Regions from separate parts of the Homo sapiens genome. Here all the other regions are linked to region 2. Evidence: chromatin loops called from intact Hi-C (ENCODE). Cell type or tissue: PC-3. All regions are shown on one strand.

What was found. Hi-C counts contacts between places; a loop is a spot of excess contacts. Peaks named below come from ENCODE experiments on the same cell type or tissue, not always from the same donor. Only the 100,000 strongest peaks of a DNase experiment are listed, where the experiment ranks them.
Region 1: it touches region 2 in a loop (4-fold over the local background); 13 of 110 quality-filtered maps call a loop at or near these places.
Region 3: a loop joins it to region 2, with 37 times the contacts of the local background. A loop is called at or near these places in 71 of 110 quality-filtered maps.

Annotation. Positions count from the first base shown.
Region 1 is chrX:74,227,175-74,235,174 of GRCh38, forward strand. All of the region lies in intron 5 of FTX (FTX transcript, XIST regulator), which reads right to left. Among named protein-coding and RNA genes, the nearest start is that of MIR374B, 13 kb to the left of the region's middle. In PC-3, CTCF peaks have their summits at 3,150 (motif pointing right), 5,869 and 7,820; DNase peaks (open chromatin) are centred at 4,707 and 5,957; H3K27ac peaks cover 1,673 bases.
Region 2 is chrX:74,339,421-74,347,420 of GRCh38, forward strand. No RefSeq gene overlaps it. Among named protein-coding and RNA genes, the nearest start is that of ZCCHC13, 39 kb to the left of the region's middle. In PC-3, CTCF peaks have their summits at 4,798 (motif pointing left) and 5,000; a DNase peak (open chromatin) is centred at 4,701; H3K4me3 peaks cover 393 bases; H3K27ac peaks cover 769 bases.
Region 3 is chrX:73,852,652-73,860,651 of GRCh38, forward strand. XIST (X inactive specific transcript) reads right to left here and starts at 63. Exons shown (of 6, transcript NR_001564.3): 1 at 1-63. In PC-3, a CTCF peak has its summit at 3,049 (motif pointing right); a DNase peak (open chromatin) is centred at 3,070.

The DNA of each region.
Region 1 (8,000 bases), 110 kb before region 2:
TTCACAAATATGCAAGTCAGGTGCTGTGGTTCATGCCAATATTCCCAACACTTTGGGAGGCCAAAGTAGGAGAATTCCTGGAGCCCAGGAGTTCAAGATCAGTGTGGGAAACATGGCGAGACCCCATCTCAACCAAAAAAAAAAAAAAAAAAAAAATTCTAAGTGTGGTGGCACATGCCTGTAGTCCCAGCTACTCAGGAGGCTGAGGCAGGAGGATCACTTGAGCCCAGGAGGTCAAGGCTGCAATGAGCCATGATTGTACCACTGCACTCCAGCCTGGGCAACAGAGTGGTACTCTGTCTCAAAATAAACAAACAAATATGTGTAAATTAAACAACAAACTCCTAAACAACCAATGGATTAAAAATGAAATCCCAAAAATGATTAGAAAATACTTTGAGATGAGTGAAAATGTAACAAAACATAAAATTTATGGAATGCAGCAAAAACAGTGCTTATAGGGAAAAGTAAAACTGTGACCATCTACATTAGAAATGAAGATCTCAAATAAATAAGCTAACTTTCCAATTTGAGATATTAGGAAAAGATCAAACTAAAATTGATTAGGGGCCAGGCACAGTGGCTGACACCTGTAATCCTAGCACTTTGGGAAGCTGAGGCAGGTGAACTGACTGAGCTCAGGAGTTCAAGACCAGCCTGGGCAACACAGCGAAACCCCGTCTCTACTAAAATACAAAACATTAGTCAGGCATGGCAGCATGTGCCTGTAGTCCCAGCTACTCAGTAGGCTGAGGCAGGAGAATTGCTTGAACCCAGGAGGCAGCGGTCGCAGTGAGCCAAGATCACGCCACTGCACTCCAGCCTGGGTGACAGCGTGAGACTTGGTCTCAAAAAAAAAAAAAAAAAAATTGATTAGGACAAAGAAAATAATTTAAAAAATAGAGTAAAAATAAATTTAAAAAACAGAGAAACAGAAAATTAAGGAAAGCAAATGTGGTTCTCGAAATAATTTTAAAAATGAACAAATCTGTAGCTAGACCAAAGATGAAAAACAGAGAAAACACATATAAAATCAGAATAAAAAAGACATTATCACCAATGTTATAGGAAAATAAAAGAATTAGAAAGGAATACCATCAAAAGCAGTATGCCAATTAGATACCTTATACAAAATGTTTGTTTTTAGGAAGACACAAACAACCAAATCTGACACAAGAAAAAAAACCTGAATACTTACAAAAACAGAATTGAAGGCCGAGCACGGTGCCTCGAGCCTGTAATCCCAGCACTTTGGGAGGCTGAGGCGGGCAGATTACCTGAGGTCAGGAGGTCGAGACCAGCCTGACCAACATGGGGAAACCCCTGTCTCTGCTAAAAAATACAAAATTAGCCGGGAGTGATGGCGCATGCCTGTAATCCCAGCTACTCGGGAGGCAGAAGCAGGAGAATAGCTTGGACCCGGGAAGCGGAGGTTGCAGTGAGCCGAGATCGCGCCATTGCACTCCAGCTTGGGTAACAAGAGTGAAACTCCGTCTCAAAAAAAAAAAAACAGATTGAATGGTTAATCTACAAAATTCCCATAAAGAAACATTCATGAACAGATGACTTCACTGATGATTCTGCAAACGTTTAAATAATAAACATCAGTTATTTACATAACTTTTCAAAAAATATTACAGGAGGAAACACTTCCCCAATTAATTCAATACATGATATTTACATATGCATGGTATTTATAGAACAAAGATAAAACCTCATGATTGTGTCAACAGACATAAAAAAGCCATTTGACAAAATTCATTTATAATTTTAAAATCCTCAACAAACTAGGAACAAAGGGATCTATCTACATTTGACAAAGGGTATCTACAAATACTGTATAGCTAGCTCTGTGAACCTAGGCAAGAAAAAGAAAAAAAAAACCATACAGCTAACATCATTTAATAGTCAAAATCTAATTGTATTACCCCTAGTCAGAAACAAGTCAAGGATGACTGCTCTTGCTACTTCTGTGCCGGTTTTCGCCATGGTGATTAGGCAAGAAAAAGAAATAAAAAAAATCAATGCAATTGGAAAGAGAGTACAACTATCTATATTTATAGGTGACATAAACATAAAAACCCAGAGGAATCCACAAAAAAATGCTAATAGTGAAACTATTAGAAAAGCTTTTCCAATAAGTTCAGAAACATTGGAGGATACAAGATCAACAGAAAACTAATTGTATTTTAATACACTAGCAATGAACAATCCAAAATTAAAGTTAGGAAAATAATTCCATTTTCAATATTATGAAAAATAAAATGAATAGAAAGGTATCTATTGTTAATGGATTGGGAATATTAATATTTCTAACATGGCAATACTCCACAAATTGATCTACAGATTAAATGCTTTCCTTAGCAAAATTCTGGCATTTTCTAGAAATTTACAAGCTGATCCTAAAATTCATATGGAAATTCAAAGCCTTCAGAATAATCAAGGCCAAAGCAAAGAACAAAGCTGGAGAACTCATACTTCCAGATTTTGAAATTTACTCCAAAGCTACAATAATCAATACTGTGTAGTACAGGCATAAGGATAGATATAGAGATAAATAAAATAAAATTGAGAGTCCAAAATAAACTCTTATATTTAGAATCAACTGATGTTCAACAAGGGTACCAAGACAATTCAATGATGAAGTAGTCTTTTCAACAAATGGTGCTGAGAAAACTGGATATCCATATGCAAAGGGACTAAGTTGGACTTCTTCCTTAAACTATATACAAAAGTAAATTCCAAATGAATCACACACCTAAATGTAAGAGCTACAACTTAGGTCAGGTAATGGTTTCTTTGTTATGACACTAAAATCACAACTAACAAAAAAAAATAGATAAATTAGATTTCATCAATATTAAAAACTTCTGTGCTATAAACAATGTCATCAAAAAGGTGGAAAGGCAATACAAAGAATGGAAGAAAATAATTGTAAATCATGTATCCAATAAGAGTCTGTTATCCAGATTATATAAAGAACTCTGATAACAACAAAACCACATATAACCCAATTCTAATGAGCAAAGGATTAGAACAGACATTTCTCCAAAGATACACAAATTACCACTAAGCACATGAAAAGTTGCTCAATGCAGAAATACAAGTCAACAGCACAATAAGATATTTCATATCCACTAGGTGGCCATAATTTTAAAAGGCAGAAAATAACAAGTGAGAATATGAATAAATGTAATTCCTCATATTGCAGATGAAAATGTAAAATGGTGCAGGCACCTTATTAAAATTTGTTAATTACCCACAACATTAAACCTAGACATGCCATGACAAAGCAATTATACTCCTTAATGTATACTCAAGAAAAATGAAAACATGCCCACATAAAATGTTGTACATGAATGTTTTTAGCACCATTACTGACAAAAGACAACATCTGTAAATGCAAACATCCGTCAAATGATGGATAAACAAAATGAAATATATCCATACAGTGAAATATTATTCATCAATAAAGAACAGTAATATATACCATAATCTAGATGAATCTCAAAAAAACATGGTAGTTAAAAGAAGCCAGTAACAAGGGTAAGAAATTGCATGATTTATATGACTGCCCAGAATAGACAAATCCATAGGGACAAAAAGCTAAATTAGTAGTTGTCAGGGTTGGCAAAAGGGAAATAGGGAATAAGTGCTAATGAGGTGGTGATGAAAGTGTTGTAAACTATAATAGTGGCAATGGTCGCACAACTCTATGAATATACTAAAAGTCACTAAACTTTAAAATGGTGAACTTTATATTATATGAATTATATCACGAGTTCTTTTCTACAAAAGAAGGTAATTACCTTATCCAGAGTATAGTGCTTAGCAGGATTGCTGAGATAGGCATTCCTACTCCAAAGCATTTACTCTTACTACAAATTTCAAATACCATTTGTTAACTGTAAAACCTTTGGCAAGTTGGCCCCAGGTAAGGTTTACAGTTGATTGACCATGAGTGAAGGTAGAAGATTTGTACAAGCACCTAACTACTCAATACATGTAGATACACAATAAAAACAAACAAGCAAATGTTAGGGAAAGTAAAGGAATACCACATGGCGATTAGTACTATAAGTGAAACACTTTCATCCAACAGAACATTTAAGTTTTCCAGTGACGCCATGAAGTCAAATGATCCCATAATACTTTTGGGCTAAATAATAATCTAATAGAGGAGTAGCAGATGTAAGACTGCAAAAATGAGTCACTAAAGAAACTCAAAACTAGATAAAGGTACCACCCTACATTCAACCACCGGTGGTGAAAAACCATAGCAGAACCGCATCTACAATACATAGGGCATGCTGACCTAACTAGATATTTTTCAGTGAAAGATTTGAAAGTACAATAATATCTAATTACCAGTATAAAGCAGTGGAAAATAAATTTTCTTGCAGGCAGATAAACCCCAAAGCCTACCAAAATATAGTCTTCTTGGTGACTATGGTGTAAATTAATACTATTTAATAAAGGACAGCAAGATAGAAGCAATGACTGCACACCACGATAAAATTCTGGAATACGTTTCTTGTTAAAGTAGTTAAGTCAATCTTTGCAGTATGACAAATCATGGGCTGTGCTTTCATAATATGGCAAGTTAAAGTACCTCAGGAACCATTCAACCTATGGTTAGCAACTCTTAATAACTAACATTTTACCAACAGAAAAAATTCCAGACAGCCAATTGGAGTGGCAATGGGTTAAGTGGTTAATACTATTGGAATGCACCCTTTCTAAATAGCAACGTTGAATTAAAGGTAAACAATGAAGTTACACGTGTAAAGCACTATAACGTGCTGAACCACCAGGTGACAACACTAAAGCACACTACCTAAACAAATTTTGCCATGAAAAAAAATTATTTTTGAAACCAGAAGTGAGATGAGAATGAAAATACTGTGAAGTATATAATAGGGGCTGCTAGAGAACACCAGCAAAACTAAACCATCACTCATTACTGCATCATATTTATGGACCCTAGATGACTGTTTAAAAAAAAAAAAAAAACCTGGGAAGACAGAGGACAACTATAGGAAAAGCACATTGATACATACCATGTTTTTTATTACACAACAGGACTTACCACAGGGCATGTGCTTACTGGGGTACATTTAACAAAAGTCAACTGAACTTACTGCAACAAAACTACAACATGTAGGCCAGGTGTGGTAATTCCAGCACTTTGGGAGGCCAAGGTGGGAGGACCACTTGAGCCCATGACTTTGATACCACCCTGGGTCACATACCGAGATGCTGTCTCAGATAAAATAATAAGATAAAATAAAATAGTTGGGCTGGTAGTGCACACCTGTAGTCCCAGCTACTCAGGAGGCTGAGGCGGGAGGATGGCTTGAGCCCAGGAGTTCAAAGCTGCCATCAGCTATGATTGCTCCACCATGTTCCAGTCTGGGTGACAGAGAGACCTTGTCTTAAAAAAAAAAAAAAAGTACAACAGTACTTTTAAAAGCATGTGAAATACCAATACTTGTAAGTTTTGAAACAGTAGTACATTAAGCCTTTAACACTAAAATATAGTCCACAGATGTGATGAATTCCCATGAGGTCAACTCACTTAGGAGAAACACATTAACGCTGGTGCCTGATGAAAATAATCAGTATATATTTAGTTTAATGGCAACGATAAAGCAGAACCATGTAGCTAATAATAGTACTGAATTAAACAAGAAATTGTACATCAACACACTTTACTAGACAATATTAAATACCTATGCAGTCTATAAGCCAGGAATTGTAATTAGAAAAATGCGTAAAATACATCATGCACCCTTGGAAATCCTCAACATAGCACAGTGATTAGGTTACCATATTAGTTTTCACTCTAGAATTTCACACCAAATTAGTTATGCAAGCTATGCAACTATTCAGAAGGACGCACTGTGGACTAAGGTGGTACTACAGAATTTCCACAAATTAGGTAGCAACACTGGGCACACTTCCAACAATGCAAAGGATGTCAAAACCTATAAACCAGAACTTGTAACAAGCCAAAAAAAAAAAAAAAAAAGACGCAAACATCCATGAACATTTTCAAACATATTTTTGGCTCACTAACACACTGACTAGGGTACTGTATTAATATCCCTATGAGAACCAAATCCATGATAACAAGCATCCAACATAATTTCAGAAGGACATGCTGTGGACTAATGGTAGTACTTTCTTTTCCACCAAAAATTACTTTGTGTACACAAGGAGGCCATACTGAACATACTTTCTGACAATAAGGGAAACAAAATAAAACAGAAATGGGGGGAAAGAAGCCTAACGTTACAGTATTCTCCCCTTATCTATGGTTTTCCTTTACAAAGTTTCTATTACCTGGGGTCAAACGTGGTTCAAAAACATTATATGGAAAATTCCAAGAATAAACAATTCATAAATTCCAAATTGTCTGCCGTTGAGAGTAATGTAATGAAATCTCAAACTGTCCAGCAAAAAGAATCACCCCTTTTTCCAGTGTATACCCCACATTATATGCTACCATCCATTAGTCACTTAGCACCCTTCTCAGTTCAGATTGACTGCTGCAGTAACACAGTGCTTAACAATGACCCCAATATAAGAGCTGTGATGCCATCAATACAGACGTGCCAAAGAGAAGCCACAAAATGCTTCCTTTAGTAAAAAGGCGAACATTTTCAACAGAATAAGGAAAAAAAAATTGTATACTGAGGTTGCAGTAACAAATTTTCTAAGTGCACTTTGGGAGGCCAAGGTGGGAGGACCATTTGAACTCAGGAGTTTGAGAAATTGTGCAGGAAAAAGAAATTCGTGCTAGTTTTGCTGTCACACCTCAAACTTTGCCACAAGTATGTATGTGTAGATAAAAACATATAGGGTTCGGTACTATCCAGTCTAAGGGATCCACCAGGAGAATTAGAACCTATCGCCCATAGATAAGTGGTGGAGGAAATTACTGTACAGGAAATTAGCCACTTTAATATAATTACACTGACCGATTTTAAGATGTCACCTTCGTGTGGAAATAAAATGACATTATATGTAAACAGCTTTTAACTGAATATATTTTTTGCCTCTATAGTAAGGAGATCAGATTATATTGTTATGATCTTCCTATAATCAAATTTCTGATGGGAATGGTGAACTAACATTTCTAAAAGGTCTTTTGGGTGAACTGAGTACTGCAAGGTTTCCATAACAATGCTTCTTTCTAGTCTTTTTATTCCAATAGAGTACGCAAATCTGGACAGCTCCTTGGAGTTTCAAGGTTCAAGGATGAAAAATCTAGTTTATGTGTTGTATACAGCTAATGTCAAGCCTACTACTTCACATACCATGTAACAAAAACTGAGCTATAAACAAGGAAATCATACAAGCAAAACTACATATCAGAACCTACCACAATAGCTAAAAATCACAATGCCCTCAAGAAAGCTACATTAATGTTGGTTTACTAATAGAACAGCAAACTAGATAGCTACTGGAGTAATAATCTCTGAAGGGCAATATTACCAATGCCACTATCACAAACTATAAATAATCAATTACTAGTGAATTTCCATTATCATTGCTTAGTGCAACAGGAAGTCACAAAATTTAGAGGTGCATGATAAACAGAATGGGAAGGCACTACAGGTATCAGTAAATAGCCCTCCTAATACCTCAAACAGTGGAAATACACTATTGGCCCTCAAAATCCTACCAGAGTACTCTTTTAATTTAAATATATGAATAAAGGACACTTAACAATTATACAATACACTAGTGATTATGAGAGGAAGTGTTGGATAGTAATACTAGAAAAAAATTAGGGAACCATTTCAGGTACGTGCAGTTCTGCCAAGGGCACAACCATGTGGACAAAATTCATACTACACATCTATCGTATCAAGTTACTTCACAAGACAGCACCAAATCTAATAATTCATATGGAAAATAGAGTTGACCATCACTTCTACAGGGCCCTTAATTTTAGAGGACTTTAAAAGGGCATAACTGTAATGAGACAACAG
Region 2 (8,000 bases):
CAATGGTGTGATCTCAGCTCACCGCAACCTCTGCCTCCCAGGTTCAAGCAATTCTCCTGCCTCAGCCTCCCGAGTAGCTGGGATTACAGGCATGCGCCACCACGCCTGGCTAATTTTTTTTGTATTTTTAGTAGAGATGGGGTTTCTCCATGTTGGTCAGGCTGGCCTTGAACTCCTGACCTCAGGTGATCTGCCCACCTCAGCCTCCCAAAGTGCTGGGATTACAGGCATAAGCCACCATACCCAGCCTCTTTTTAGTTTTTCTATCTCTTTATTGATATTTCAATTATGTTCATACAGTTTTCTTGACTTTCTCCGTATCTTCTTTTAGTTCCTTAAGCATTTTTAAGACAGTTATTTTAAAGTCTTTTTCTAGTAGATGTGCTATCAGGTTTTATTCAGAGACAGTTTCTGTTTATTTTTCCTTTGAATGGGCCATACCTTCTTGTTTCTTTGTATGCCTTGTGTTTTTTTGTTTTTGTTGTTGCAAACTGGACATTTGAATCTAATATGTGGTAATACTGGATATCAGATATCCCCCTTCCCCCAGAGTTTACTTTTTTTGTTAGTGCTTATTGGTTTTGTTTTTGTTTCTTATTGTTGTAGGCTATCTTTGTACCAAGGAGCAGCCTGAGGTATAAACTTAAGGTCTTCATAGGTCTTTTCTGAGTCTGTAACTTTCCCTGGGTGTGCACAGTCACTTTCTACTTTTCCCTGTGTATGCAGTTGCTTTTGAATGTCCTAGTCCCCAAAAAGAGGAAAAAGAGAAAAATGAAGGGGAGAGAAAAGAGAACCAGACCTTAAAATGCCCTGGAAGTCACTTTAGCCAGAGTGGGAGGGACTTGAAACAATACTGGGAAGTAGAACAGCAATGGCCACCCACCTCTTTGTCTGCACTTCTGTGATTAAAAGCAGCAATTAGTGATTAGAGAGCATGAATCCCTGATATTTGGAGGACAGGGTCCATTGTTGCCTACCCTGGCTCCTACAAGCTGTGTGTAGGTTGCTCCAGAAATATGTGCACACCTGCATGCCACGTGGCTGGGAGTAGGGGATGGGTAGTTGCTACTATACTAAGAGCTGAAATTGATTGGAATTAACCACAATTTACTATCTAAGCCTTTCCAAGGAAGTTCCAAGCATTCAGAAGTCTCCAGACTTTGGAGTCTCCAGAGTTCCAAAGAGTTACATCAGACAGATTCTTCCAGTGTGATTATTGTCTATGTGGGGAGATAGGTTCCTGGGACTTTCTTTTTTTTTTTTGAGACAGAGTCTTGCTCTGTCGCCTGGGCTTGACTGCAGTGGCCCAATCTTGGCTCACTGCAAGCTCCACCTTCCGAGTTCATGCCATTCTCCTGCCTCAGCCTCCCGAGTAACTGGGACTACAGGTGCCCGCCACCACGCCTGGCTAATTTTTTTGTATTTTTAGTAGAGACGGGGTTTCACCGTGCTAGCCAGGATGGTCTCGATCTCCTGACCTTGTGATCTGCCCGCCTTGGCCTCCCAAAGTGCTGGGATTACAGACGTGAGCCACTGCACCCGGCCGGTTCCTGGGACTTTCTATTCTCCCATATTCCCAGAATCTCCTTATGAGGTTTTAGAGGCTTATCCTCTGCAAACATAAAATCAGCCCAAGAAGTAGAACTCATAGTTCTTGCACAAACTTTTAAATTAGCCACCAATCTTGAAGTAAATATCTATACTGATAGCAAATATGCATTTGGAGTCTATCATGCTATGAAACAAATATGGAAGAATAGAGGCTTTCTAACATCCATGTGAACTAAAATATCACATTGTAAACTAATTCTCAATCTTTTAGAGTTATCCCAGCTTCTCCAACAGATTTCTGTAATTCATTGTGGTGTGCATACCAGACACAGTAAAACGTCTAAAGAAATTTAATTTGCACACCAAGCTGTGAAAAAGGCTACTAAAGTTTTGACTGGAGAAATTTAATCACCATTACTTATATCCGGGGATTCCTATTCACAATTTCAGAAACGTGCAACTTCACAAGATTTAGAAAATTGGAAACCAAGGGTATCTAAGAACACCATAGGGCTTTGGGAATTATACAATAAAATTATTCCTGCACTTCAATTGTTGTACCTTGGATGCCTTTTTCATATTGTCAACAAACTAATTTAAACAAAAGAAATATACTGAACACCTTGGAATCTTATCACACTTGGAATAAAGATCAAATAATTCAGGATATAATACAAAGGTATGTTGCTTGTCAGAAAAATTGTTTACAGGGGGCACATAAGGAAGCTAAGGAAGCCTACTGAAGGCATTATTACCTGGAATCTGGTAGCAAACGGATTTTATAGAGTTTCCGTCCTCAGAAGGTAAGAGATATTGATTAGAATAATTGTATATGATGTCTGAATTACTGGAAGTGCTCCTATCAGCTAAAGCAGATGCTCAAACAGTGATCAAGGCCTTACTGAATTTTATCATCTCAACCTTTGGAATTCTAAATATCTGGAATCTGTTGGGAAAAGCTATTTCATTTCTATGGTAACTTAAGAGCTCTGTAAAAAAAAAAATTGCCAGTAATTTACAATACTCCTTATTATTCCCAGTCTTATGGACAAGAAGAATGAATGAAGCATATTCTAAATAATTTTTTTAAACAAAAGTTTTCACATATTTATTAATGAACCAACCTACTAGTACAGAGCATAGAAATAAAGATAAACATAATTTTCCCCATAAACATGTCCAACTGTCCAGATAGTGATGTTTTCAGTTTTATACAGTAAGATAATTGTGACCTTGATACAGCATAAATATGTGTGCCATCTCATGTTCAATTCCTAATAAGGGAGGAGACCACCCCTCATATTGTCTTATGCCCAATTTCTGCCTCAAAGAAAAAGTAGGAGTTAAAGAAAAGACAGAAGTGAAATCAGTAGTCAGACAGCCTGGTGCTGCATTCCAGGCCTGGTAGTTAAACATCGACCTCTGACCTAACTGGTTATGTTATCTATAGATTCCAGACATTGTATGGAAAAGCATTGTGAAAATCCCTGTCCTGTTCTGTTCCATTCTGATTACCGGTGCATGCAGCCCCCAGTCCCGTATGCCCTGCTTGCTCAATCGATCACAACCCTCTCATGCGGACCCCTCTTAGAGTTATAAGCCCTTAAAAGGGACAGGAATTGCTCACTCAGGGAGCTCAGTTTTTGAGCCGTGAGTCTGCTGACGCTCCCGGCCGAATAAAGCTCCTTCCTTCTTTAACCCGGCGTCTGAGGAGTTTTGTCTGCGGCTTGTCCTGCTACACTTATAGACTAAGCTTGGTTCTTAACCAATGCATCCTCCAGGAGTTTTACTTGATTTTATTACCAGTTTTCATCCAAATCCAGAATGGGATGATTTCATACTTGTTTCTTAGCTAGGAATCACTTGATCCTAAGTGTCTTGTGAGACGACAAGGAAAGGAATAGAGTTGACTGCATATACCGTGATGGAAGAGTAAGGCCATACTCTAAAGAATTTTTTGGCTAAATAATATCAAACCACTGGCTTGTGATAGCCCAGAATCTTATCACACTTTACCATTGATTTTATTAAAAATAAGGTCACCTGTTTCAGCAAGTGTGTTATTTCTCCCTTTGAGTTTTTGTTTGGAAGATTTATAAACTCAGGGTTTAATTCTAACTCCTTATTAGATACAATGGAAAACACTTATGATATCAGATACAGTACTCAGAGGGTTTGCTGGTTCTTTGGCCTCATTACACCATCGCATGGCCAGATCTGAAACAATCCCTCTGAGGAGATGTGTCATTGATATCCACCAGGAAACAATGTCTACAATCAAAGTGTTCCAATGACCAGGAAATAAAGTCTATATCAAAGTGTTTCAATTATAAACTGTATGGCTACTACTGTTATATAATTAAGCTAAAGATTGCCCCCATATTGTTACTTCTTCACAGCAGGCTAGTACCTGTAGCTCAAAAGCCTAAAATTTTTACACATCCAGTTGTTTTAAATATAAATCAACTAAGCAGATTCTGGCAGATTGGCCAGTTACAGCCAGCCTGCTTTACATACTCCACAACACTATACCTAACATCTGCTAGACATTGATAAGACAAACCCTGTATCTATAAAAAACCAAGCTAATGCTGACCTTTGATGCTCTCTAACCCAGAAACTCCCTGATATGGTTTGGATCAGCGTCCCTGCCCAAATCTCATGTTCAATTGTAATCCCCAATTCTGGAGGTGGGGCCTGGTTGCAGGTGATTGGATCATGGAGGTGGTTTCCAGTGGTTTAGCACCATCCTCCTAGTGCTGTCTTGTTATAGAGTTTTCACAAGATCCAGTTGTTTAAAAGTGTGTGGCACTTCCCCAACCCCTCTTCCTCCTGCTCCAGCCATGCAAGACGTGCTTGCTTCCCCTTCTCTTTATGCCATAATTGAAAGTCTCCTGAGCCCTCCCCAGCCATGCTTCCTATGCAGCCTGCAGAACCATGAGTCAATTAAACCTCTTTACTTTATAAATTGCCCAGTCTCAGGTATTTCTTTATAGCAGTGTGAGAATGGACTAATACACTCCCCATCTTGCTGCTGAGTAATATAACCTACACAAATAAACTCTATCTCTGATTCAGCCCTCAGCTTTCCCCTGGGAGTTCCCTTGCCCTTTCCCCTTCTGAGTAATGACCCGGTACAGTTGCCTCTGGATAGTCTCCTGCTGTGAAGGACTTCCTCTCTCAAGCAACCTCTCCAAGTGCCACCCAAACAAAGCTTGTTATGTGCTACTGCCACCTTGTGGTTATCTTTTTTGGCTCAGCCTCAAAATCCTACAAGTGAGTTCTATAGGATCCTGGTGATCAAGCAATTGGGAAGAGGTCTATTCCCATCGGTAGGACAATAAATAGGCAAATTGATCTTGGAAGGCCTTTAAGTGATTGGAATTCAATATTTGGAATACCTCTGCATCAGTTTGGCATGGCATCACTCTTTGCTGTACTTCATTCTATAGTTTTTGTGGTCTCCCTATATACCTCATTCGCCTGGCCAAGTTGTAGCACCAGTATTTTAGTGAACTCACATCATTAGAACTTTTATGGTCAGAAATGCTAAGCTGCCCAGGAAAGATCAGCCAGCCCACCTGGGTCCCTCGCTAGGCAGGTGCTAGAAGTTGTAAGATCCACGGTCCCAAACAGGAAAAGGAGAAGAGTTCATGCTTCTGGACCAAGAGTGGGCTGCCCCTGATCCCATAACAGCTACAGTGAAAGGAGCTCCCTTAGCTCAGCTAAGGATTTGAAGTACTCTGAGATGAGAGGACATCTTTGTCCTTGGGGACCACTATAGTAGGCAAAGGAGCTAATTAATAAGGCAGATGCGTCAGATTAGGGTAGGTCACCTAAATGCAGGTGGGAAAGATGCCTTTGCAAGCAGTTAGTATGCTTCTGCTGATGTGACACAATTATGTTGTTGAGAATGTTGTCACTCTATCCCTTCCTTGGAAGGATGTTGAGATCCCAATTCTTGGGCTGAGCTGGCTAAAGCATTTTCTTTTTTTTCTGGGTTTTTTTTTTTTTTTTTTTTTTTTGAGACGGAGTCTTGCTCTGTCTCCCAGGCTGGAGTGCAGTGGCGCGATCTCGGCTCACTGCAAGCTCCGCCTCCCAGGTTCATGCCATTCTCCTGCCTCAGCCTCCCGAGTAGCTGGGATTACAGGCGCCTGCCACCACACTCGGCTAATTTTTTGTATTTTTGGTAGAGATGGGGTTTCACCGTGCTAGCCAGGATGGTCTCCATCTCCTGACCTCGTGATCCGCCTGCCTTGGCCTCCCAAAGTGCTGGGATTACAGGCGTGAGCCACTGCGCCCATCCTTTTTTTTTTTTTTTTTTTTTTTTTTTTTTTGGTGACAGGGTCTTGTTCTGTTCCCCAGGCTGGAATGCAGTGGTTCCATCTCAGCTCACTGCAACCTCCACCTCCCGAATTCAAGCGATTCTTGTGTCTCCTGAGTAGCTGGGATTACAGGCGTGCACCACCACACCCAGTTAATTTTTGTATTTTTAGTAGAGATGGGGTTTCGCCATGTTGGCCAGGCTGGTCTTGAACTCCTGGCCCTAAGTGTTCTGCCTGCCTTTGCCTCTCAAAGTGCTGGGATTATAGGCACAAGCCACCGCACCCAGCTGCATTGCTCAAAGTGACTAAAGTTAAGGAAATTTATACCCCTGCTCCTCCCAGGACTCTAAAAGAAGTCACTGTCCTGCTATACATGTGCTCCAAATCACAAGATATAAGCTGGACCTTGCTCTAGGCAGCTTCTCATCAGCATGCCACCTGAAGAGGAAGTAGGACCCCCCCCCCCCCAAACTACCTGTAGAGGAGGACTGGTGCTCACTAGAAAAAAAAAAAAGCAGCATGGTGTCACCACAGTAGTGACTGGGATGACTTGCCCTCTGCTTTGCTGGTAACCACCTGCAAAGTAATAAAGACAGAAAAGACAAAAGGGGAGGACCAAAAAAGAGGTGCTAATTTTTACTTGGTGGAGGAGATATATCCTCTCTCTCACCTTGAGGCTGCTTCTCTCCTTAAAGACCTAGCCCAGAAACTGAATGATAAAGGGTCTGCCTAGCTATATAGAAGGAACCTGGCAAAGAGCTAGCTCCACCTAAAGGGCACTGACATTAAACAGTTGGCTGCCATAGTATGAGATGAAAAAATGGTGTCTCTATTAAAGGATCCTGCACAATTTGTACAGAAGGTTGTAATGATCCCCAGAACAGACTTTGGATGTTGGCCCAAATATATCTTGTTGATATGGATTTTTTATGGCTTTACAGGCTGCACAGGCTATCGTAGGCCTTTTAACAGCCTAAGCCAACTGTCAATGGAAAATGTTAGTCAAGGCCAATGATCTCCTCCGCTATTTGGGGATGTTGGAGTGGGCTTATCAGGCAACACATATTTTGTGGTATGATGACTTGGCAAGTCCAGAGGATGTTGAATTAAATCCTGAATCCATCTAGTTGTTTTTCAGGAGGGCTCTCAACAAATATATGTTATGTCCTCTTTACTGGCAATGATGGCTAATACTAAAACAGTAAAGAGGCCATAGATGCCCTAGATTTAGTAGAAACTCATGAAACACAAATTCAAAGCCAAGTGTTGCCTGTTAATTCTACAAACAATACCCCACCTGGCCTAAATTAAAATAACTATCAACAGTAAGGTCACCTCCCTCCTAGGCCAAACAAACCACCTACAGTCAGGGCCCTGGTTAAGCAAGAACCCTGAGATGAACAAGAGGGATTATTGCACCCTAAAGGGGAAGAAGGCCCCAAATTGGATGATCTCTGGTAAATCAGTGCAACAATCATAATACTTACTACAGTTAGATTACAACCGGTTGCAGACTTCCCATTTCTTTTTTTTTTTTTTTTTTTTTCTTGAGACGGAGTCTTGCCCTGTCACCAGGCTGGAGAGCAGTGGCGTGATCTCGGCTCACTGCAATCTCCGCCTCCCGGGTTCAAGCGATTCTCCTGCCTCAGCCTTCCGAGTAGCTGGGATTACAGGCATGTGCCACCACACCCAGCTAATTTTTGTATTTTTAGTAGAGACAGGGTTTCACCATGTTGGCCAGGATGGTCTCAATCTCCTGACCTTGTGATCTGCCCGCCTCGGCCTCCCAAAGTGCTGGGATTACACGAGTGAGCCACCACGCCCGGCCTTTTTTTTCTGAGATGGAGTCTCACTCTGTCGTCCAGGCTGCAGTCCAATGGTGCAATCTCGGCTTACTGCAACCTCCGCCTCCTGGGTTCAAGCAATTCTCCTGCCTCATCCTCCCAAGTAGCTGGGACTACAGGTGCACGCTGCCATGTCTGGTTAATGTTTTGTATTTTAGTAGAGACGGGGTTTCACCGTGTTGCCCAGGCTGGTCGTGAACTCCTGAGCTCAGGCAATCTGCCCGCCTCGGCCTCCCAAAGTGCTGGGATTACAGGTGTGAGCCACCGTGCCCGGCTCCAG
Region 3 (8,000 bases), 490 kb before region 2:
GAACCCCAAGTGCAGAGAGATCTTCAGTCAGGAAGCTTCCAGCCCCGAGAGAGTAAGAAATATGGCTGCAGCAGCGAATTGCAGCGCTTTAAGAACTGAAGGGGGGGCTGAGGGCGGAGAGAGCATAAGAGGCGTGGCCTAGAAGATTGAAAGCCGGACATCTTTGTGATTTGGTTGGTTCAAAATTTACCCAGTAAGGACAAAAAAGGGAAATTTCAAGAAAGCAAAGACATACCAGAAAGAACATTAACTGGAAGTAGACTTCATTTCTAGACCAGGAGTCACAACTTCAATGGGTTTTCCAGTTCTCATCTATAACATGGGGACATTGAGTAAATCAAGCAATAATTAATGCTAAAATCCTCCATAAACTGCATAATAAATGTAAAGATGTTAATTCAGCTTGGTTTTGAGAATGGGGGAAGGGATAGGTAGAGCTTTGATGTGTTGATAAAGTATCCAAATATATCATTCAAACCAGAATTTGTAACTCCTCCACCAAACTTTTGAACCAAAGAAGCTAGAAAGGAGTAATACATTGAGGTTAGTACCATCTTCAAGGGACTTCCCATTCCATTATCCCATGTAATAGATAATGGAATATGTATTGCATAGATAATAATAAAGGATTATTCCTGTTTTATACATTAAAATAGAGTCCTATAGAGGTTACATCATGTGCCCGAGGTCACACACCATGATTCAGAGTCAATGTAGTTTTTACTCCAACACTCTACCTTGTATGGCTCCCAACCATAAGAGAACGGAAGTGCTTACGAGTCAATTGGTGAGCAAGAGAGAAAAAGGAAAGAAAGACATTTCATAGAATGGCTATTTGGTTCCTAAATAATCAAGAAAGAGTACTGTTTGTGACCTGTTTGTAATTTTTTAACTATGACTCCTTAATCTTTACTATTTTCCTATTTCCTCCATGAATCTGAGGAACCCAACATTGGACCAACCATATGACACAGTAGTGAAGTTGACCCTCTGTCAGTAACTGATAAGTGGTAGGAAGAAAAAGCTCATATAAAAGCCAAAGCTGCCCTCAGAAACCTGGCTATTTCAGTAGGAAGCAATTAATCTCATAAACTCTTCTATGTCATTCGAGAAACAACAGAGAACCAGAAGGGAGACAATGGCAACTTAAGTATTATAGAGCAACTTCTAGAAAGTCAAAGGATACATTACCCTCCCACTGGCTGAACTGGAAAGTGTAACTATCGACCCAAATCTATCAGGTAAGCTTGCTCTTCAGTTTCCAGAAAAATAATAAAGTATGCAAATTTTCTTCCTTAAGAAATACCTTCCATCTTCTAAGTGTCCTTGGATCAAACAAAAAAAGTAATCTGACTTGTCATTCCAAATGAGGGTTATTGTATTGTAAAGTGGTGCAATACAATGGTACCTTTGAGAAAACAATGCTTAACAAAGAGAGAAACTACCTACAGTGACACCTATGAAGCAGCTATCAGAAAGACTGGATTACCAAACCTCTAATACAACTTTATCTACTAGAAGTTTCTACAAGTGTGGAAATGTTCTATACTTTTAAGAAATTTGGTTGGCCGGGCGCGGTGGCTCATGCTTGTAATCCCAGCACTTTGGGAGGCCGAGGTGGCTGGATCACCTGAGGTGAGGAGTTTGAGACCAGCCTGGCCAACATAGCGAAACCCCGTCTCTACTATAAATACAAAAATTAGCCGGGCATGGTGGCAGGCACCTATAATCCCAGCTACTTGGGAGGCTGAGGCAGGAGAATCACTTGAATCCAGGAGGCGGAGGTTGCAGTGAACCGAGATGGTGCCACTGCACTCCAGCCCGGGCGACAGAGCAAGACTCCATCTCAAAAAAAGAAAAAAGAAATTTAGTTGGGGAAAAATTTTCTAAAGACTCAAGTAGCATCAAATATAAAAGATTGATAAATTTGACTCTGAAATTAAAACCTTTTGTTTCACAAAAATACCTTTTCAAATAAAAAGGCAAAAAGACAATTTATAAACTGGTTGTCCTGGGTTTCTGTGACCAGGCCCTGGTTCCAGGTGGGCAGCCACGCTAGCAGATCACTCTCATTGGTTGTCATTGGAGTTTTTTAAATGGTAACTCTTAAGGCTAGGCATGCAAAATGGTGCTGATGTGCCGTTATGGGGTGACACTCACATTGGACACAGGACATGTTCAGAGCTGTGGCCTACCTAAATCCACTGTTGACCCTTAGGCTAAAGAAACTGCAAAAGCAAGAAATTTATAATTTCAATACAAAGAGGTTCCAGAGTGCCATTGCAAAAATGGAAGTAGTACAGTGTTGCTATGTTTTTCTCATAGAGGGAGATGTGAAATTAGCCAGGAATGGTGCATTTGACAATAAACACAAAGAGATGATTTCTGGACCTAAAAAGGAAGATATGGTGCAAGGTCATTATAAAAATTGATATGTGAACTGTTGAATAAACAAATACGTAAGCATCTCTTCTCCACCTGGTATTCTAAATTTTCATTGATAAATCACTACACCTCACATGGGCCCATGTATTTGTAATATATTTTTAATCAAACTGTTTACATTAAAAGGAACTTCTGAAAAATATTTGCCTAGGCCTTTGCCCTAGAGCAGTCCTGCCCTCTTCTGCCATTTATCACCTTCAGGTTTTACTTACTCCCCTGCCCTCACTAGCTTTCAATTCACTTTACTTCCTCCTCTTCCCGACCTGGCCTCACCTTCACTACTGCTTGGCTCCATTTTATAAACCTGTTAGGATCAGAAGTATGGAAACTGAGACACTAGAAGGAAAAGTGACTTGCTCAAAGTCAATTAGCTAGTAAGAGTTGGGCTCTGATGGGGATATTTCAGGCATATTTTCTGTGGCCATGCCATAGCTGTGTTAGCATCCTCTTCTTTGGGCTCCCAATCACATGGCACACAATAGGAAGAAATCAGGTCCTCTTTTTAAAGATTCAGATTATTCCAGTTCTAGGATTGTCACTATGTTCATCTGTACATCCTCTCCTCTGCTAAATTAGGCCCAAAAAAAGCCGGCACTGTCGACTTAGCCACCAGATGGCAGCATAAAATCACCAAAGAAGCACTGAGCCTGTCTGCAGGAAAGGAGCCAAAGTTGTATACAGGGCAGGACCAGAATCTGATATAAAGGGGGGAAAGTCTGATTCATACAAGGTCAGTATCAGAAGAAAGGGTCAAAGAAAAGTGCTCAACCCCCTCTAATTTGAAGAGCCCCTCCCCCCACTAAACAGGAGTCTGTCCTTGGCTTCAGGGCTATGCCATTTAAAGAGGACTTTGATAAAGCCTTCAGGATCTAATTAGCAGGCTGGTGGGGGCCCTCCAAATCATCACCAGTGAAAAGCAGTTAAAGGGACCAGGACATATTATGGAAAAGAAAATAAAAGACCTGGGGAAGGGCTCTTTACAACTCAAAGGGCTGTCTGCAATGGGGGAAGTTGATGAATAGTCCTGTTGTGTGTAGTTCTAATAAATAAAGACGTCTGAATACTCTGAGCTGTCCAAAGATGGAACAGTTAACACCTCCAGAACTGGTGAATGCCAGTCTCTGAAGACCTGCAAGCCAATAGTGGATTTTGTGAGGATGCTACAGAGACAATCAACAGATAGAAAAGTTGTGCTATATGCCTTGTAAGGGTCTTCCAAATAGCCCCAAATCCTATGAACCTCATCACAGTACTTGGGCCATTCCTCTAGCCCTCAAACACACTATTTATGATATCCTTCAAAAGTGTATTAGGATGTTGGGAAAGGTTTTCTAGTTTATCAAAAGAGAACACGGGGTTATACATATTAAAGCTCAGTGAGTATATGCTTAACAATTGTATACATAGTTCACGTCAACATTAAAAATACTGTAAATGGGCTGGGTACGTTGGCTCACACCTTTAATCTCAGCACTTTAGGAGGCCAAGGCAGGAGGATCTTTTGAGGCCAGGAGTTCGAGATCAGCCTGGGCAAAATAGAGAGACCTCTGTCTCTACAAAAATAAAAAATATAAAAATTAGCCAGGCGTGGTGGTGCATACCCGTAGTTCTAGCTTCTCAGGAGGATGAAGCAGGAGGATTGATTGAGCCCAGTAGTTCAAGGATACAGTGGGCTGTGATTGCCCCACTGAACTCCAGACTGGGTGAGAAAGCAAACGCTACCTCAAAAAAAATTACAATCTATTAAAAACATCACCAGTGGCCGGGTGCGGTGGCTCATGCCTGTAATCCCAGCACTTTGGGAGGCCGAGGCAGACAGATCATGAGGTCAGGAAATCAAGACCATCCTGGTCAATATGGTGAAACCCCATCTCTACTATAAATACAAAAATAAGCTGCACATGGTGGCACACGCCTGTAATCCCAGCTACTCGGGAGGCTGAGGCAGGAGAATCGCTTGAACCCGGAAGGCGGAGGTTGCAGTGAGCTGAGACCGCGCCAAGCCTGGTGACAGAGCAAGACTCCATCTCAAAAAAAAAAAAAAAAAATCACCAGCAAACACTAGGGAGAGGGAGGAATTTTATTTCCCAAGGTATCACATTATAATATTAAAACTGTGCAGTTTTTATTAAAAAATTACAAGGCATACAAAAAACAGGAAATTATAGCTAATATATAGAAAAAAAGGTAATTAACAAAAAATGGTCCCTGAGAAAGTACCAACATTAAACTTACTAGACAAGGATTTTAATTAATTAATTAATGTGCTTATTTATTTTCTCATTTTTAGTTTTTCTAGTAGTTCTTTTTCAAATGTATTTTTAGTTCACAAATAATTGTATATATTCATGGAGTAAAATGTGGTATTTTGATATATGCATGCATTGTAGAATAATTAAATCAAGCTAATTACTATATATCTCAGCTCACATACTTATTTTGTGATGAGAATACTTAAAATTTACTTAGCAGTTTTTGAAATGTACAATACCTTATCACTATTGTCATCATGCTCTGCAATATATCTCAAAAACTTATTCCTTCTCTCTAACTAAAATTTTTATCCTTTGATCAACACATTTTTACCCTCCCTTCAGATTATTAACCACCAGTCTACTCCCTACAAGTTCAAGTTTTGAAAATTACACATACAAGTGAGATAATATAGTATTCATCTTTCTGTGCCTGGCTTAGCATAATGTCCTCCAGGTTCATATATGTTGTTGCAAATGACAGATTTTCCTTCTTTTTAAGGCTGACTAGTGTTCCATTGTGTATGTATACCACATTTTCTTTATACATTCATCTGTTGATGGGGACTTACCTTGATTTCATATCTTGACTATTGTGAATAATGCTATAATAAACATAGGAGGACAAATGTCTCTTCAACACACTGATTTCAATTTCTTTGAACAACACCCACAAGTGGGATTATTGGATCATAAGGTAGTTGTATTTTTAGTGTTTTCAGAAGCCTCCATGATGGTTGAACTAATTTATATTTCCACCAACACTGTATAAATGTTCCCTTTTCTCCACACCCTCACCAATCCTTAACTTTTGTCTTCTTGAAAATAGCCATTCTAACAGGTGTGAGGCAATATTGCATTGTGGTTTTGATTTGCATTTTTCTTTTTTTTTTCTTTCTTTCTTTTTTTTTTTTAATTTTTATTTTTTTGAGACAGAATCTCTCTCTGTCGCCAAGGCTGGAGTGCAGTGGTGTGATCACGGTTCACTGCAACCTCCACTTCTTGGGTTCAAGCAATTCTCATGCCTCAGCCTCCCAAGTAGCTTGGATTATAGGCATCTGCCACCATGCCCAGCTAATTTGTATATTTTTAATAGAGACGGGGGTTCACCATGTTGACCAGGCTGGTCTCAAACTCCTGAGCTCAGGTGATCTGCCTGCCTTGGCCTCCCACAGTGTGATCTGTAATCACACTGGGATTACAGATGTGAACCACTGCGCCTGGCCTTATTTATTTATGTTTTTAGACACAGTCTCATTCTGTTGCCCAGGCTACAGAAAGTGCAGTGGTGCCATCTCGGCTCATTGCAACCTCTGCCTCCCGGGTTCAAGTGATCCTCCTGCCTCAGCCTCCTGAGCGGGTGGGATTACAGGCACCCACCACCATGCCCAGCTAATTTTTGTATTTTTAGTAGAGAAGATGTTTCACTATATTGGGCAGGCTGGTCTTGAACTCCTGACCTCAAGTGATCCACCCGCTTTGGCCTCCCAAAGTGCTGGGATTATAGGTGTGAGCCACCACACCCAGCCTGATGTGCATTTTTGTGATGATTATTGATATTGAGCACTTTTTCATATATCTGTTTGCTATTTGGTTTTTGTTTGATTGTTTTTTGTTTGAGGCAGAGTCTCACTCTGTAGCCCAGGCCAGAGTGCAGTGGCACAATCTCGGCTCACTACAACCACTGCCTCCCGGGTTCAAGTGATTCTCCTGCCTCAGCCTCCCGAGTAGCTGGGATTACAGGCGTGTGCCACCATGCCTGGCTAATTTTTGTATTTTTAGCAGAGACGGGGTTTCACCATGCTTGCCAGGCTGGTATCGAATTCCTAACCTCAAGGGATCTGCCCACCTTGGCCTCCCAAAGTGCTGGGATTACAGATGTGAGCCACCGCACCCAGCCTGTTGGCCATTTCTAAGTCTTATTTTGAAAAATGTCTATCCAGGTCCTGTGCCCATTTTTTAATTGAGCTATTTGTTTTCTTGATATTGAGTTCTTTGAGTTCTTTCTGTATACTGGATATTAACCCCTTACTGGATGTATGGTTTACAAATATATTCTCCTATTCCAAAGGTTGTCTCCCACTCTGTTCATTGTTTCCTTGCCTATGCAGAAGCTTTTTAGTTACATGTAATCCCATTTGTCTATTTTCACTTTTATTTCCTCTGCTTTTGTGTTCATATCTAAAACATTATTGCCCACACCAATATGATAAAACTTTGGAACCATGATTACAGTGTAAGAGTATTCTGAATTTGACCATGTGTTTACTTTTACTGGTAAGTTTTATACTTTCATATCTTTTCATTTCATTCATTAATATCTTGTTCTTTCAGATTGGAAAACTTTGTTTAGCATTTCTAAGGCAGGCCTTGTTTGATGAATTCCCTCAGCTTATGTCTGGGAAAGTTTTTATTTCTCATTCAATTCTGAAAGACAGATTTGCTGATTATAGTAGTCTTAGTTGACAGATTTTTTACTTTAGCACTTAGAATATATCCTCACACTCTTTCCTGGCCCGTAAGGTTTCTGCTGAGAAATCTAATGGTAGCCATATTAAAGCTTCCTTGTATGTGATATGCTTCTTCTGCTGCTTTGAGAATTCTTTCTTAGTTTTTGAATTTTGATAGTTTGATTGTAATGTGTCTTGATGAACTCTTCTTTGGGTTGAATTTAATTGCATATTCCTGAGCTTCTTGTAATTCAATATTCTCTTTTCCCAGATGGGAACTTTTTGGCCATTATTTCTTTAAATAAGCTGTCTGCCTCTTTCTTGCACTCTTCACCATCTGTAGTTTTAGTATCCAAATAGTAGTTTTCTTGGTGGTGTCCCATAGACCTGTAGGCTTTCTTAATACTTTTTCATTTTTTTTCTTTTTCTTCTCTGACTGGATGATTTCCAATCATCTATATTTGCATTCAGTTATTTGTTATTCTGCTTGATGTAATCTGCTATTGAAGCATCTTTGGTATTTTTTACTTCAGTCATCATACTGTTCAGCTTGAAAATTTATCTGGTTCTTTTTTCAAGTTTTGAATCTCTGCTTACCTTCTTGTTTTGTTCATATTCTGTCTTCCTGATCTTTTAAAAATATTTGTTTTTTTGTAATTTGCTGAGCTTCTTTAGAACAATTATTTTGAATACTTTGTCAGGCAATTCATGTACCTCCAATTCTTCGTGGTCACACACTGGAAAGCTTCTTGTGTTTTTCTGGCAATATAATGTTTCCCTGATTCTTCCTCATCCTTGTAGTCCTGCAAAGGTGTCTGCACTTTTGAAGCAGCAGTCACCTCTTTCAGACATT